Regions from separate parts of the Homo sapiens genome. Here region 2 is linked to region 1. The links are chromatin contacts, found by Hi-C in ENCODE. All regions are on one chromosome and are shown on one strand. The core of a region is the stretch at or near the end of the contact, and the rest is flanking DNA. Distances in the headings are between cores, read along the strand shown.

Region 1 (4,863 bases), core at 1,551-4,050:
CAAAACAACTGAATGTACATTTTCATCACCATGTGGCACATACTCTAAAAATCAACCACATAATTGGACATAAAACAATCTTCAGCAAGTGCCAAAGAACCAAAATCATACCAAACACACTCTCAGACCACAGCACAATGAAATACCAGTCAAGACTAAGAAAATAACTCAAAACCGTACAATTACATGGAAATCAAACAACATGCTCCTGAATGACTTTTGGGTGAATAATGAAATTATGGCAGAAATCAGGAAGTTCTTTGAACTAATGAGAATAAAGATACAACATACCAGAATCTCTTGGACAGAGCTAAGGTAGTGTTAAGAGAGAAATTCATAGCACCAAATGCTAGCATCAAGAAGAAAGATCTCAAATTAAGAACCTAACATCACAATGGAAAAAATTAGAGAAACAAGAGCAAATCAACCCCAAAGCTAGCAGATGGCAAGAAATAACCAAAATCAGAGCTGAACTGAAGAAAGTCAAGACATGAAAATTCATTCAAAAGATCAACAAGTCCAGTAGTTGGTTTTTTGAAAACAGTAATAAGATAGGTAGGCTGCTAGCTAGGCTAATGAAGAAAAGGAAGATAAGACCAAAATAAACACAATTAGAAATGACAAAGGGGATGTTAGCACTGATGCCACAAAAATAAAAATAACCATCAGAAACTACTACAAACAGCTCCATGCACACAAACTAGAAAACCTAAAAGAGATGGATAAATTCCTGGACACATACACCCTCCCAAGACTGAACCAGGAAGAAATTGATTCCCTGAACAGAACAATAATGAGCTCCAAAATTGAATCAGTAATAAATAGCCTACTAACCAACAAAAGCCCAGGACCAGATAGATTCACAGCTGAATTCCACCAGATGTACAAAGAAGAGCTATGACCATTCCTACTGAAACCGTTCAAAAAAACTGAGGAGGAGGGTCTCCTCTCCAATTCATTCTATGAGGTCAGCATCATCCTGATACCAAAACCTGGCAGAGACACAAAAACAACAAAAAACTTCAGGCCAATATCCTTGATGAACACTGATGCAAAAATCCTTTACAAAATACTTGCAAACCAAATCCAGCAGCACATAAAAAAGCCAATCCATCGTGATCAAGTAGGCTTTATCCCCAGAATGTAAGCTTGGTTCAACATACATAAATCAATAAATGTGATTCATCACATAAATATAACTAAAGAGAAAACCCACATGATTATCTCAATAGATGCAGAAAAGGATTTTGATAAAATTTACCATCCTTTATATTGAAAACTCTCAATAAACTAGGTACTGAAGGAATATATCTCAAAATAATAAGAGACAGCTATGACAAGTCCACAGCCAACATCATACTAAATGGGCAAAAGCTGGAAGCATTCCCCTTGAAAACTGGCACAAGATAAGGATGCCCTCTTTCACCACTCCTATTCAACATAGTATTGGAAGCCCTGGTCAGAGCAATCAGGCAAGAGAAAGAAATAAAGGGCATCCAGATAGGAAGAGAGGAAATCAAACGATCCCTGTTGGCAGATGACATGACTCTATGTCTAGAAAACCCCATAGTCTCAGCCCAAAAGCTCCTTCAGCTGATAATCAACTCCAGCAAAGTTTCAGGATATAAAATCAATGTACAAAAATCACTAGCATCCCTTTACACCAACAACAGCCAAGCCCAGAGGCAAATCAGGAACACAGTCCCATTCACAAATGCCACAAAAAGAATAAAATATGTAAGAATACAGCTAACCAGAGAGGTAAAGATCTCTACAATAAGAATTACAAAACACTGCTCAAAGAAATCAGAGATGACACAAATGAATGGAAAAACATCCCATGCTCATGGATTGGAAGAATCAATATCATTAAAATGGCCATACTGCCCAAAGTAATTTACAGATTCATTGCTATTCCTATCAAACTGCCAATGATATTCTTCACAGCACTATTAAAAAACTACTTCAAAAATTTATATATAACCAAAAAGGAGCCAGAATAGCCAAGGCAATCCTAAACAAAAAGAACAAAGCTGGAGACATCACATTACCTGGCTTCAAACTATACTTCAGGGCTACAGTAACAAAAACAGCATGGTACTGGTAAAAAAAAAAAAAAAAAAAGACACGTAGACCAGTGGAACAGAATAGAGAGCCCAGAAATAAGGCCACACACCTACAGACATCTGATTTTTAACAAAGCTGACAAAAACAAGCAATGGGAAAATAACTCCCTATTCAATAAATGGTGCTGGGGTAACTGGCTAGCCATATGTAGAAGATGGAAACTGGACCCCTTTCCTTACACCATATACAGAAATCAACTCAAGATGGATTAAAGACTTAAATGTAAAATCCAAAAGTACAAAAATCCTGGAAGACAACCTAGGTAACACCATCCTGGACATAGGAACGGGCAAAAATTTCATGAAGATGCCAAAAGCAATCTCAACAAAGGCAAAAATTGACAAATGGGATCTAATTAAACTTAAGAGCTTCTGGACAGAAAAAGAAACTCTCAAGGGAGTAAAGGGAAAACCTAGAGAACAGGAGAAAATATTTGCAAACTATGCACCTGAAAAAGGTCTAATATCCAGCATCTATGAGGAACTTAAACAAATTTACAAGAAAAAAAAAACCCCATTAAAAAATGGACAGGGGACACTAACACACTTTTCTAAAGAAGACATGCCTGTGGCCAACAAACATATGAAAAAAAGCTCAATATCACTGATCGTTAGAGAAATGCAAATCAAAACCACAATGAAAAATCATCTCACACCAGCCAGAATGGCTTCCTAAAAAGTCAAAAAATAACAGATGCTGGCAAGGTTGCAGAGAAAAGAGAACACTAACAGCTGGTGGGACTGTAAATTAGTTCATCCACTGTAGAAAGCAGTATGGTGATTCTCAAAGAGCTAAAAGCAGAACTAACTTTCAACCCAGCAATCCTACTACTGGCGATATACCTAGAGGAATATAAATCATTCTACCCTAAAGACACATGCACATGAATGTTCATTGCAGCACTATTCACAGTAGCAAAGACATGGAATCACCTATATGACCATCAATGACACATTGGATGAAGAATATGTGGTACATATACACCATGGAATACTGTTTAGCCATAAGAAAGAATGAGGTAATATCTTTTACAGGAACATGAATGGAGCTGGAGGCCGTTATTCTTAGAAAACTAACACAGGAACAGAAAACCAAATACCACATGTTCACAGTTATAAGTGGGAGCTAAGTGATGAGAACTCATGGACACAAAGAAGAGAGCAACAGACACTGGGGCCTACTTGAGGGAGAAGAGTGGGAGGAGGGAGAGGAGCAGGAAATACTAAGAATTGGGTACTAGGGTTAGTACCTAGGTGACAAAATAATCTGCATGACAAACCACTGTTTACATATACAAGAAACTTGCACATGTACCCCTGAACCTAAAATAAAAGTTAAAAATTAATTAATTGAAATAAAAATGTTCTGAAAACAGAGAGAGAGAGAGAGACTCAAAGACACAGTTTTCCTCCCTTTGATCATGTGCCTTGAAGACTGATTAAGACATAGACAGGTGCCCAGGCAAAATCAGGAGTGGGGTGGACCACATTCATGGATAGGAATTTGCACAGCTTTCTCCAAAATGATCATTTTGTCACATGGACTGTAGGTCAAAACCAATTCGTTATGTGGGCAATGGAATTTATCTCACCTTGGGTTTCTCCCCAGCCAGTGATGAAACATTCGGTCCGGTCAGCGACCACATAATTTGGGGATGGCAGACAAGCTGGGATTACTTTGTCAGTGATGACGGCAGGACTGAAAGAAAAGCATCAGCAGTTATGTTTGACTGCTCTGCTCGCAGCTGCAGTACCCACAACCAGTCATCCCTGTCTTGAGGCCCCAGAGCCCTCTGAACTGGCACTGCCTTGCTTCACTGACACAGAGCAACGTAGAACACAGAGTTTCACCCTCACATTTGCCTGTGGTTGTCTATGGACTATGCAGATGTAAGGTTTCATTTGAAAGGCATCAGTTGCATGCAAGATACTGCTGGTGGCCTTCACCTTTGAAAGTAGGGATGACAAAGGCGCACTTCTCATGTATATTCTGTGCACAACTGGAATCTCATGCTGAGTGTGTCCTTTTACATTAATCGAATAGGGCATTGATCAGTGCATGGAATGTCTGACTGAGATGCCACCAAGAGGCTGTAAAATTGCAAATGTGTTGTGTGCCCAGAGCAACTTGCTCCATCCTTGGATCCTCCATTTCCTCCTCAGTGAATGTTACTACGCCATAGTTGTAAGAATCCAGTAAAATACTTGATACCAAATGAAAGAGGATTGGAAATAAGCCTTTTGCTTGAACAAAATGGTATTTGTTTTCAAAGAACATTCATATACTTTAGAGTCCCAGGGACTCTCAAACATTAGAACTCCGGTTTTTAGACCTGATTCTACTTTAGTAAGTTCAAGAGGATAAAGGATTGGAAATAAGAAATGCCCTATTCTGATCAAGAAACATCATCGTCACCAACTTTGAAGCAGGCACACTTTCTGCTTCTGAGCATCATCAGAAGGCCCAGCCTGTCATGCAGACGTCCTCACTCTACAGGTTCCCTGGTGGAGCACTAAATGCCCTAGACTCGGGGTGTGGGGATGTGGGGTGGGAACTCTAAACTCGAAATGTATCAGCCTATCAGAGAACTCCTCCAAAACCCAAAATTTCCAAATTACTTGTTCAAGCCATCAGAACACCCCAGCTCTCTGAGGATCATGAGGAACGGGGACCTTCTATTTGCACATTTGCTGGGATGGCGGGGAGGACACTGGGGAGCAGGAGGGAGATCAGCTA
Region 2 (4,863 bases), core at 1,074-3,573, 280 kb after region 1:
GGGGCTGACTGGTTCCAACACTCAAATCACATGGTTGGTTCCCTTGGCAACCAGCCCCGGAGGCTATCCAGGAACCCACCAAGAGTTGCTTCATTGCAGCTCCCTTCACCCAGGAAACTCCAAGGGATTTAGGAGCTCTGTTAGGAACTGGGGGGCAGAGACCCAATATACATTTCTTATTCTATCTCAGTATCACAGGAAGGGAAGGATGACACTGCCTTTGTGTGTCTCGCCCGTGGAGGGTGCATGATGCATGGAAGTAAGTGTTTCTGACTCAACAGCTAACAGGCTTTATCAGGTAGAAGAGCCCTGAGCCCCCAAGGGACAAAGCTCATCAATGATGTTCCACTGTTCTCTGGGGCTCTGGCTCTAAGACCTCCACTGGGTCGGGTTTCTGGAGAAGAGGCCCATTCTCCAAAGACCCTTCAGGGTCACCACCCCTTTGGTCAGGGTGTGGCCTCATAGCTTCTTTTGAACTGGAACACATGACTGATGGCTTTAGAGCATACAAAAAATAAGTTTGCGAAAAATATCTTAATAATAATAGAAAGAAAGGAAGAAGAAACACTCCTTTATGTCTCTAAGAATAGATGTGAAACATGTGTGCCTTGGAACACCTTCTCCCTCTCTTGCCCCACGTGAGCTGGAGCTTACATGCCTGCTTGTTTTCAGTACTGCCGTAACCCTGATGGTGACATCAATGGTCCCTGGTGCTACAGAGTGAATCCAAGAAAACTTTTTGACTACTGTGATATCCCTCTCTGTGGTAAGTTGCCTTCTGTTTTGGTAAGGAAACTGCTTCCTTCATATGGATTTGCAAAAAAAAAAAAAAAAAAAAAAACCAGAAAATGGCTTTTGAGCTGAGTGCTTCTGGGGAGGAGATGGCTGCCCTCTCCACCAGAGCCTGCCCTTCGTCATGGGCATCTTGAACCTGCCCTACAATTGGCCCCATTTGTTAGGGAAACACCCGCCCCTCCCACCACACACACATAAATAAAATAAATGTAAAATTCCCAAAGAGCACACTTAGAGGTGATCTAATCAGCCCCAGGGTGGTCCCACTGAGCACTTCAGTGTCTAGCATGGGATGCATGAAAAAGAAATTTACAGTCATTCGGATAAAAAACCTTTCTCTTCTGCAGCTGAGAAGTATGAAAAATATACGAACAGCAGGGCACAGCTAAGCATGTGGTGCACATTGTAAACCTACAGATGGCCATCCTAGGAATTCAGTGAAGGGTAGTGCAGCTCTTTAGCCCCAAATGGCCTTTCTCCTAAGATTATTCCTCACGATTCACATTAGCATCATTGCTTAGAGACTGTTTGTTGGGTTCCCTCTTCATTGCTCCAAGACTCTTGTTGGGAGTATGAGGCTTGGATCAGGGTAAGTGGAGTTGACATTAGATCTTAAACAACTGGGATAACAAATCCATGGGTATTTCTGAAAAAACAAAAAGCCACTTGGACTTGTCCCCTATTTTACTTTCTGCTGACCAATCAACTTGTCTGTCCTAGTTACAGAAAGCTGTCCTGGACTTTTCATTTGTATAATTTGGTTGCTTGTGGTTGGGTCTGCCATGTGGAAGAACCTTGAGCTGGGGGAAGCAGCTTGGCCTCCAAGTCCACTGAAGACCACCATTCCAAGATTTCCTGGGGAGGCGGTACAGGGCAGTGATGAAGATTATGGGAGCCACACTGCCCAGCTTCGCATTTGGGACACTCCTGGGGAGAGCAAGAGGGAAGAATGAGAGGTTAGGGTGATAGTAAAGATTCTACTTGGCCAATATTATTGTATTGTGGCATTGTGGTCTCTGGATTTAGTGTGAGTTGATAGCTGACCTTTTCCTTGAGTGGGTGTTTTTGTTTGTTCTGCAGAAGCATCTTGGTGGCTCCTCTACCTGAAAGTCCCTCGATGGGGTCAGTTCCAGTTCTCCACTTCTGGCCCCGTCTGGTACATGCCACTGCCTCTCACTGCCTGGGCTCTCTATCCTTGACAGGCTGCCTTGAAGTTGAGCCCACACTGACTTTCTTGCCTCAGACCCCACTACTGTGCCTGGGACTCATGCACCTTTGACTCCTATGGTAGGAAAGTGCAGTAGCTTCCCAGGTGCATTTCTGCTGTCCTCACCCACATAAAGGTTGTATGAGAATCGAGTTCTTAAAGATTGGAGAAAGAAGGAAGAATGGGAGCAAGATTTTTCCCAATGGACTGTGAGGTCCCCCACCTAACCTTGATGTAAGACAAGTGAGGTTAACCCCAAGCCTTGTGAGAAGGGTTCCCATAAGACACTTGGAAATCCTCAGAACTGTTTCCTACAGAAGGATGTGGTTGGTGGGTTTGGTTTCCTGCAGAAGGATGTGGTTTATTCAGGTTTGACTCATGCTTGAGAAATCTAGAGACTCTGGTGGAGAATGATTTTAATAGCTAGTTCATTTCCACTAAGACATTCAGTATAAATAATAAGTAAAAATAAATAGAAACATTCAGTTTTATTTTAAATAGTAGGAGCAGGTACCATAATTTCTGTAGTTACTCTTTTAGTACAATGATGCATGTATACTGTGTGTAAGGCATATTAGCAGAAATTGAGTTCAGCACTAGGGAAGATGATTTCATTCCATGCAATGTTTCTTTAAAAAAAAAAAAGACTTATATAGATAGATTCTCAGAACAGCCCATGGCAAATGGACAGTTATTTGGAAAACTCAGGTTCCAAATTCACTGGAGTGTAGAATCTCTGGTTGGTTGGGGAGGAAATTCCTCTTGCAGTTGTTATTAATAATTATGTGAATATTATTAACTATATTAATGTTTATAATTTTGAAGACCTTGAAGGACTGGAGACAGAGAAGCATTTTTGAACACCCTCTGTAGCCTATGCACTGTTGTAGGCATTGATGGGTGGTACCAAAGATGGGACACTGTTCCTACCTCCAGAGATCTTGCAGGCTGGCTGCAGAGAGAAGGCAGAGAGGAGGTAAAAGAAAAATAAAGGCACATGTGTGTAAGTCACCCCAATGACAGTCAGTTAGTCATGGGAGGCTCCCCAGAGGAGCTGTCCTGAAGCTGGCTGAGAGAAGGCAACATTTCAACTTAGGACAGTAATCCTTGCTACATACAATCACACACACACATACACACACACACACACGTGCACACACAGACTCACATGCAAAAGAAACCTTCATGCCTTTCTGTAAACTTTATGTGGGTTAGATGGGGATGGTGATGAGGATGATGATGGGAAGGATGACATCATGTTCTAAACATTGTTCGGAATAACAATGACGAATAACTATTTGTGCCAATCAAGGTCTTCTCAGAAAAGATCTCATTCTAATGCTGAACTATACCAATTTCTTTGATCACTTCTCCAACAAAATAATTAGAAAGCGCTTATATTTCCTTGAAAGGAGAGCATCCTGTGTTGTTTACTACCACTTTTGAAACCTAGAAAAAAAATCTAAAAGTTGTTTATAATTTTACTGTTTAATTTCACCTTTGAAATATCAAAAACTCAGTGCTTGGAATTTGTCCTAAATTAATTGACAAAATTGCCAACTTGGACTCAAATGCGACTTCTTTCCCACCTTGTGCCACAGCATCCTCTTCATTTGATTGTGGGAAGCCTCAAGTGGAGCCAAAGAAATGTCCCAGAAGCATTGTAGGGGGTTGTGTGGCCCACCCACATTCCTGGCCCTGGCAAGTCAGTCTTACAACAAGGTAAGAACAGGCCCAGAAACCAACTATATTGTCCTTCCACACAAGCCCCACAAAATCCTTCTACATTTACACAGAACCCACACAGCTGAGGCATCAGTACCTGCCTCTATGTTTTCTGAAGGAGGAAAAAATATAGAAAAATAAAAATAATTATATTATTTTAGGTTCTCTACTTTGAAAATGGCCAAAATTGGAATCTTTTTCTTGATCTAAGTAGCTACATCAAAATCTGTAGGCGCAGTGATTTGCACCAAGTTCCGATATTGCTGGAAAATATTGAAGATGCTCTGAGGGTTTCTATGGATATCCATTGTCTCACTGTCAGATGAAAAGAGAGGGAAGTTTTTAGAAATGTGACACTTTGCAGTGAGGGAGGACAAGAGCAAACTTACCTACAGTCTGTCACAGGCACGATTTTTTTTTTACACTTTTGTGAATCATTGAATTCAATGCCGAGGCTACTCATCCATTCACAAACACAGGAAAAAATTATAGGTCATGATCCCCATAAATGAAGAGTAATCAGTCCAATCCCACAGAACCTGGACCTTTTGGGTATTGTTTCAGTGGAACATGCCTTTCATAAGTTCAGTTTTCTTGGGTATCTCTTAGGAAACACGCATAGGAAACAGGCCCAACCGCCTGCATGTTTTGCTTCCTTGGCTCACTTCTACATCAGGGTGCCTGTGCTCAATTACTGTTCTCCCCTAAAGAGCCTTCTTTTCACAGGTTTATGAAATGCCATCGACAAACCTGATCACATTGCATTTCACTCTGCCGTTGATTTGATTTTTCTTTACTTTATTGGTTAGAAACTCCTTGCTTTACAGAGCTTTCACCTTCCACATATTTCAGATTCATTCTTTCCTAAACTGCGTGGTGGTCTGTGTCCTCATGGATTTATCAAAGTGCTGCCAACATGCACTTTTTACCTGTACTCTTCATTACACTCTGGCTCCGAGTGGCTCACGCCAGTATTCTGAGCTATCACCTGCCTATGCAGTCCTAGAAAGCAAGTGATGTTCTGGGATGCTCTGACACTCTAGGAAGGAGAGAAGGGCCTTTCTGGCTCAGCCTAAACAGTAGCTGATCTCTCTCGTGCTCCCCAGTCTCCTCCCCACCATCCCAGCAAATGTGCA

What was found. Hi-C counts contacts between places; a loop is a spot of excess contacts on that map. Pooled maps may share reads with other maps.
Region 2: a loop to region 1 is called in a map with no recorded cell type, with 8 times the contacts of the local background. The contact joins two enhancer-like sites. A Hi-C loop is called at or near these places in 2 of 37 single-sample maps with no recorded cell type and 8 of 50 pooled maps.

Annotation. Positions count from the first base shown.
Region 1 is chr6:160,740,273-160,745,135 of GRCh38, reverse strand. It overlaps PLG (plasminogen), which reads right to left. Exons shown (of 19, transcript NM_000301.5): 17 at 3,719-3,825. Among named protein-coding and RNA genes, the nearest start is that of PLG, 40 kb to the right of the region's middle. RefSeq lists an enhancer at 2,709-2,778. Within about 2 kb of position 2,800, at least 2 of the 41 ENCODE cell types and tissues checked have a DNase peak (open chromatin) inside an H3K27ac peak, as active enhancers do.
Region 2 is chr6:160,460,116-160,464,978 of GRCh38, reverse strand. No RefSeq gene overlaps it. Among named protein-coding and RNA genes, the nearest start is that of SLC22A3, 110 kb to the right of the region's middle. RefSeq lists an enhancer at 1,992-2,041. Within about 2 kb of position 2,323, at least 3 of the 41 ENCODE cell types and tissues checked have a DNase peak (open chromatin) inside an H3K27ac peak, as active enhancers do.